Regions from separate parts of the Homo sapiens genome. Here region 1 is linked to region 2. Evidence: chromatin loops called from intact Hi-C (ENCODE). Cell type or tissue: psoas muscle. All regions are shown on one strand.

Region 1 (2,500 bases), 93 kb before region 2:
CACACACACACGAAAGAAAAGAAAAAAAAGCCACCCAATCCATGTTTTTTTCAAATGGCTTTTATTTTGTTTCCCTGGGGGGTGGGGAAAGAGTGCAATTCTCCTAGGAGACTGTGATGCTGCAGCAACAGCAGAGGCTAAGAGGAATGTGGTCCAACACCAACTTATAGTCTTTTGTTTTGCTGACACAGGGTCTCGCTCTGTCGCCCAGGCTGGAGTGCAGTAGTGATGAGTTCACTGCAGCCTTGACCTCCAGGGCTCAAGTGATTCTTCCACCTCAGCCTCCCAAGTAGGTGGGACTATAGGCACTTGCCACCATGCCCAGCTAATTTTTAATTTTTTTTGGCTGGGCGCAGTGGCTCATGCCTGTAACCCCAGCACTTTGGGAGGCTGAGGTGGGTGGATCACCTAAGGTCAGGAGTTCGAGACTAGCCTGGCCAACATAGTGAAACCCATCTCTACTAAAAATAGAAAAATTAGCTGTAGTCCCAGCTACTCAGGAGGCTGAGGCAGGAGAATCTCTTGAATCCGGGAGGTGGAGGTTGCAGTGAGCTGACATCATGCCACTACACTTCAGCCTGGGCAACAGAGTGAGACTCTGTCACACAAAAAAAAAAAAAAAAAAAAAAAAATTGTAGAGACAGAGTCTCACTCTGTTGCCCAGGCTGGTCTCCAACTCCTGGGCTCAAGTGATCCTCCTGCTTTGGCCTCCCAAAATGCTGGGATTACAGTTCTGAGCCACCATACCTGTCCCCAAGTTGTAGCCTTACAGTGTAATTGATGGTAACATATATTGACATTTTGTATTTATGAAGGAAAATATACTTATTTCAGACAAAACCAAGCTTATTTAGGTTATGTGGAAGGGAAAAACTTAATTACCAAAGGCCAAGGCAAGGATGAAAATTATTTGATAGAGAATATCACACATTTCAGTTTTTTCACAATATAACCTTTCAGGGATATTTACTCTGTTTCTAGAATGCATTTAAAATTACATATTGATGGTACTTTTAAGATGAATGCTTAAGAATATTTAAGAAGGCAGGACCCTGGCAGCAGCTTGGATAGAACTGGAAGACAGGAGCCTTGGCTCAGAGTCCCAGCTCCTCAGCAGATTTGACACTGTGGCCCAAAGACGTCTGATCTCTAAGTCACTTTTTCTTTCTAGAGTTTCATTTCCTCATCTCTAAAATGCAACGTTTGTAGAGCTGATAACTGTGAAGGTCCCTGACAGATCAAATATTCCAGGATTTCCTAGGAAGACATGAGCTCAGGCCTCTGGTCTCCCAGGACAGCCTGGATGCTCCTCTAAAACACTGCTGGCGTGGGCCTGTGCCCTGTAGAGGGCACCTCTGAGGCTCCCTCCATCTCGGGACAGCGAGGCCCCACTGGGTCATAGCAGGCAACAGGGTTTTGAGTTATTCCAGCCACCACCCTCCTCAACATTTTCTTACTTTCTTTCCCTTGGCCTCAGAGACCCCAATTGTTCAAGGCTGTTCTGTGTCTGAGGAGATTATATCCGTTCAGTAGAAAAAAGATCAATGAAAGAAAACTATAAAAATAACCAGATTAAAAGGATAGGGGAAAGAAGAAAACAGAGAACAATTTGACTAAAGGACATCTGCTGTTCAGAAAATTATTTGAAGCCAGGGACTGTACCTTATTTTGGGGGGGCCCCTCTGAGCCTAGTATAACCCTGGTAATAAAAAGTAAGGCATATACTAAATATTTGCTGAAAGAGTCAATGAATAAAGAATGAATAATGGAAGGAACCCAAAAGTTTCCTTATGGGATATAAGGCAGTAGAGGTGGTGGGATCTTTGTAACACACACACACGCACACACACACACACTCACATGCACACATATCACACACACACACATACACACACTCACACATGCACACGCAAACACACATCCTGAAATACTCTCCAGGACTCACCTGTCCAGTGTTCCTAAATTTAGATGCCATGGCCCCTGCTACAGCCTGGTCCACGTTGGCACTGTCAAATACTATAAATGGAGCAAGGCCGCCCAGCTCCATAGAGACCCTTTTCACAGAGTTTGCTGCGTGGTGCAACAGGATCTGTGAGCAGAGGAGAGAAAGCTGTGAGCACAGAAATCCATTACCAGGATTGTTAAGCCTTTGTTTAAAAAAATTACCAAATGGTGAAAAAAGCAAGGTGCACAGTGGTGTACATGGGATAACTTTGCATAAGAAAACGGAGAAATAAGAATATATATTTACATTTGCTTGTATTTGATAAAGAAACATTGGGAAGAGGCTGGGTGTGGTAGTGTGCACCTGTAGTCCCAGCACCTTAAGAGGCTGAAGTGGGAGGATTACTTGAGGCCAGGGGTTCCAGACCAGCCTGGGCAGCATAGGGAGACTCCATTTCAAAAATTAAATAAATAAATAAATTAGTAAAATAAACACTGGGATGACAAGACACTAAAAGTCATTATTTATAGAAAGAGGGAGTGAGTCAGGGTTGGG
Region 2 (2,500 bases):
CTCTCTCATGCTGAATCACATCCATGGTGAGCATTTTGATGGACAAAGTGGCACATCCAGTGGAGCGGTGGTAGATCCTGATAGACATGGGGCTCCTGGGAGTAGAGAGACACACTAACAGCCACACCCTCTGGAAATCTGATACAGTAAATATATGACTGCACCAGAAATATGTGAAATAGCAGACATTCTGCTTACTCATGTCTCCTTCCACAGTTTACTTCCTCGCTCCCTTTGCATCTAAACCTTTCTTCTTTCCCAACTTATTGCCTGTAGTCAGACCTGCTGTACAACCTATTTCCTCTTCCTCTTGAATGTCTTTCCAATGGCTGGAAAGGTCCCTCTGTGGTTATCTGTTAGAACAGTCTCTGTACACAATTCCTCCTAAAAACATCCTTTTTTAAAAAAAGAATTGTTCAGCCATAAAGAAAGAACAAGATCATGCCCTTTGCAGGGACATGGATGGAGCTGGAGGCCATTATCCTTCATAAACTATTGCAGGAACAGAAAACCAAACACTCCATATTCTCACTTGTAAGTGGGAGCTAAATGAGAACACGTGGACACATAGAGGGAAACAACACACACTGGGGCCTATGAGAGGGCGGAAGGTGGGAGGAGGGAGAGATCAGGAAAAATAACTAATGGATACTTAGGGTGATGAAATAATCTGTGTAACAAACCCCCATGACACACCTTTATGTATGTAACAAACCAGCACTTCCTGCGCATGTACCCCTGAACTTAAAAGTTAAAAAAAAGTTGAACTTAAAAATAACAGATTGGCCCATGCCAATCAAAGTATAATAGAAAGCATAGTATACAGAAAAAAAAAAAAAAAAGAAACTGAGGGAGGAAAAATAGTACAGAGTAAAGCATGGGGGTGAGGGATAACCTCACATTCCAAATCACTTGTGACTTAGTCCTTTTTAACTTTTATTTTAGGTTCAGTGGTACATGTGAAGGTTTTATCTTTTCTGTTCCTCCCACCTTCCCCACTCAAGTAGACCCCAGTGTGTGTTGTTTTGTGTTCATAAGTTCTTTTAACTTAGCACCCACTTGTGAGAACATGCTATACTTGGTATTTGGTTTTCTGTTCCTGGTCGTGTGTTAGTTTGCTAAGGATGATAGTCCTTTTTTTTTTTTTTTTTTTTTGAGACGGAGTCTTGCTCTGTTGCCCAGGCTGGAGTGCAGTGATGTGATCTCAGCTCACTGCAACCTCCGCCTCCCAGGTTCAAGTGATTCTCCTGTCTCAGCCTCCCAGGCAGCTGGGACTACAGGTGCACAATACTACGCCCGGCTAATTTTTGTATTTTTAGTAGAGACAGGGTTTCACCATGTTGGCCAGGCTGGTCTCGAACTCCTGATCTCAGGTGATCCACCCACCTTGACCTCCCAAAGTGCTGGGATTACATGTGTGAGCCACAGGACCTGGCCGATAATCCTTTCTTAATGAGGATTAATACCTTTTCAATGTTTATATAGTGAAGGACAAATATAAAAACCAAGACTATCACCCTTCTGTGCCCTCCAATACTTTTGTAGAGTTGGCTGTTCTAACACCTAAAGAGCCTAGCGACACTGCTAGTTTTAAGCCATCTCATGAGGGACCTTTGTCGCATTAGGTTACAACTTGTGCCAAAAGAACTAGAGGGAAAAGATGTGGCCTGAGCCACACGCTACTGTAAGGGCCGGAGAGGAAAGCAGGCCTTGGCCTCGCTTGTTCCTGGGCTGTTTTTCGTAGGATGGATTTCATTTGTCAGTCCTGCAGCGTGGCACACTTAAGGGAATGGAATGTATCATAGGGTTTCAGTTTCAGTAAACATTAGCGGGCATTATCTGTAAACAGTAACTAGTTTATTTTGTGTTAAATTGGGAAGAACCTCTTTCTTCTGCCACGGGTGAGATGATACTAAAAGCAGGAGAAAATAACAAATGAGAAGAGCCCTTCTCTTCTCAGCTTCTCTCAAGAGTAGAGACTGGTGAAAAGGGGACAGGAAGAGGAATCCAGCTGAAGAGTGGAAAGTTAACAAGAACATCAAGAGGTACATCCCTAGAGAGCATCTCTGGGTCACTCCCAGGATGACCTCATTTTTCTGGAAGAGGTACATGTGCTAGCTGCATAGTAACCTATGGCACAGCAAAAGCACAAGGAAGCGCCATTTGGTTTTGTTTAGGGACAATTATTGGTAGCCCAACCTATCTGAAGAATTACTTTTAATTAAAAGGATGGTTATTTTTAGGGGACCAGAAATTACTTAGTTGTATTCACTTATGAGTTGAGCAGTTAGAGCACTCTGACATCTGACACTTGAGTAAAGGGATGTTTTTCTCAGTACTGGGTCTTTTCATTAGACGGATGCATTTATATAGTGTCAGTTTTTATGCTTCACTAAATGATAAGGCCTCTGTTTAAACATGACCATTATTTACCTCACGATTTATATTTTTCTCAATGCCTGAATACACCCAATAGCAAGCACCAGGTGGAGGTTAAGAC

Evidence for each region. A loop is a pair of places that touch in the nucleus more often than their neighbours do. Peaks named below come from ENCODE experiments on the same cell type or tissue, not always from the same donor. Only the 100,000 strongest peaks of a DNase experiment are listed, where the experiment ranks them.
Region 1: a loop joins it to region 2, with 5 times the contacts of the local background. A loop is called at or near these places in 44 of 110 quality-filtered maps.

What each region holds. Positions count from the first base shown.
Region 1 is chr6:24,519,990-24,522,489 of GRCh38, reverse strand. ALDH5A1 (aldehyde dehydrogenase 5 family member A1) reads right to left here. Exons shown (of 10, transcript NM_001080.3): 6 at 1,946-2,089. Among named protein-coding and RNA genes, the nearest start is that of ALDH5A1, 26 kb to the right of the region's middle. RefSeq lists silencers at 1-36, 1,406-1,455. In psoas muscle, a CTCF peak has its summit at 1,341 (motif pointing right); a DNase peak (open chromatin) is centred at 1,349.
Region 2 is chr6:24,426,501-24,429,000 of GRCh38, reverse strand. It overlaps GPLD1 (glycosylphosphatidylinositol specific phospholipase D1), which reads left to right. Exons shown (of 25, transcript NM_001503.4): 25 at 1-2,500. Among named protein-coding and RNA genes, the nearest start is that of MRS2, 25 kb to the right of the region's middle. In psoas muscle, no CTCF peak of the experiment used is centred here; no DNase peak of the experiment used is centred here; H3K27ac peaks cover 469 bases.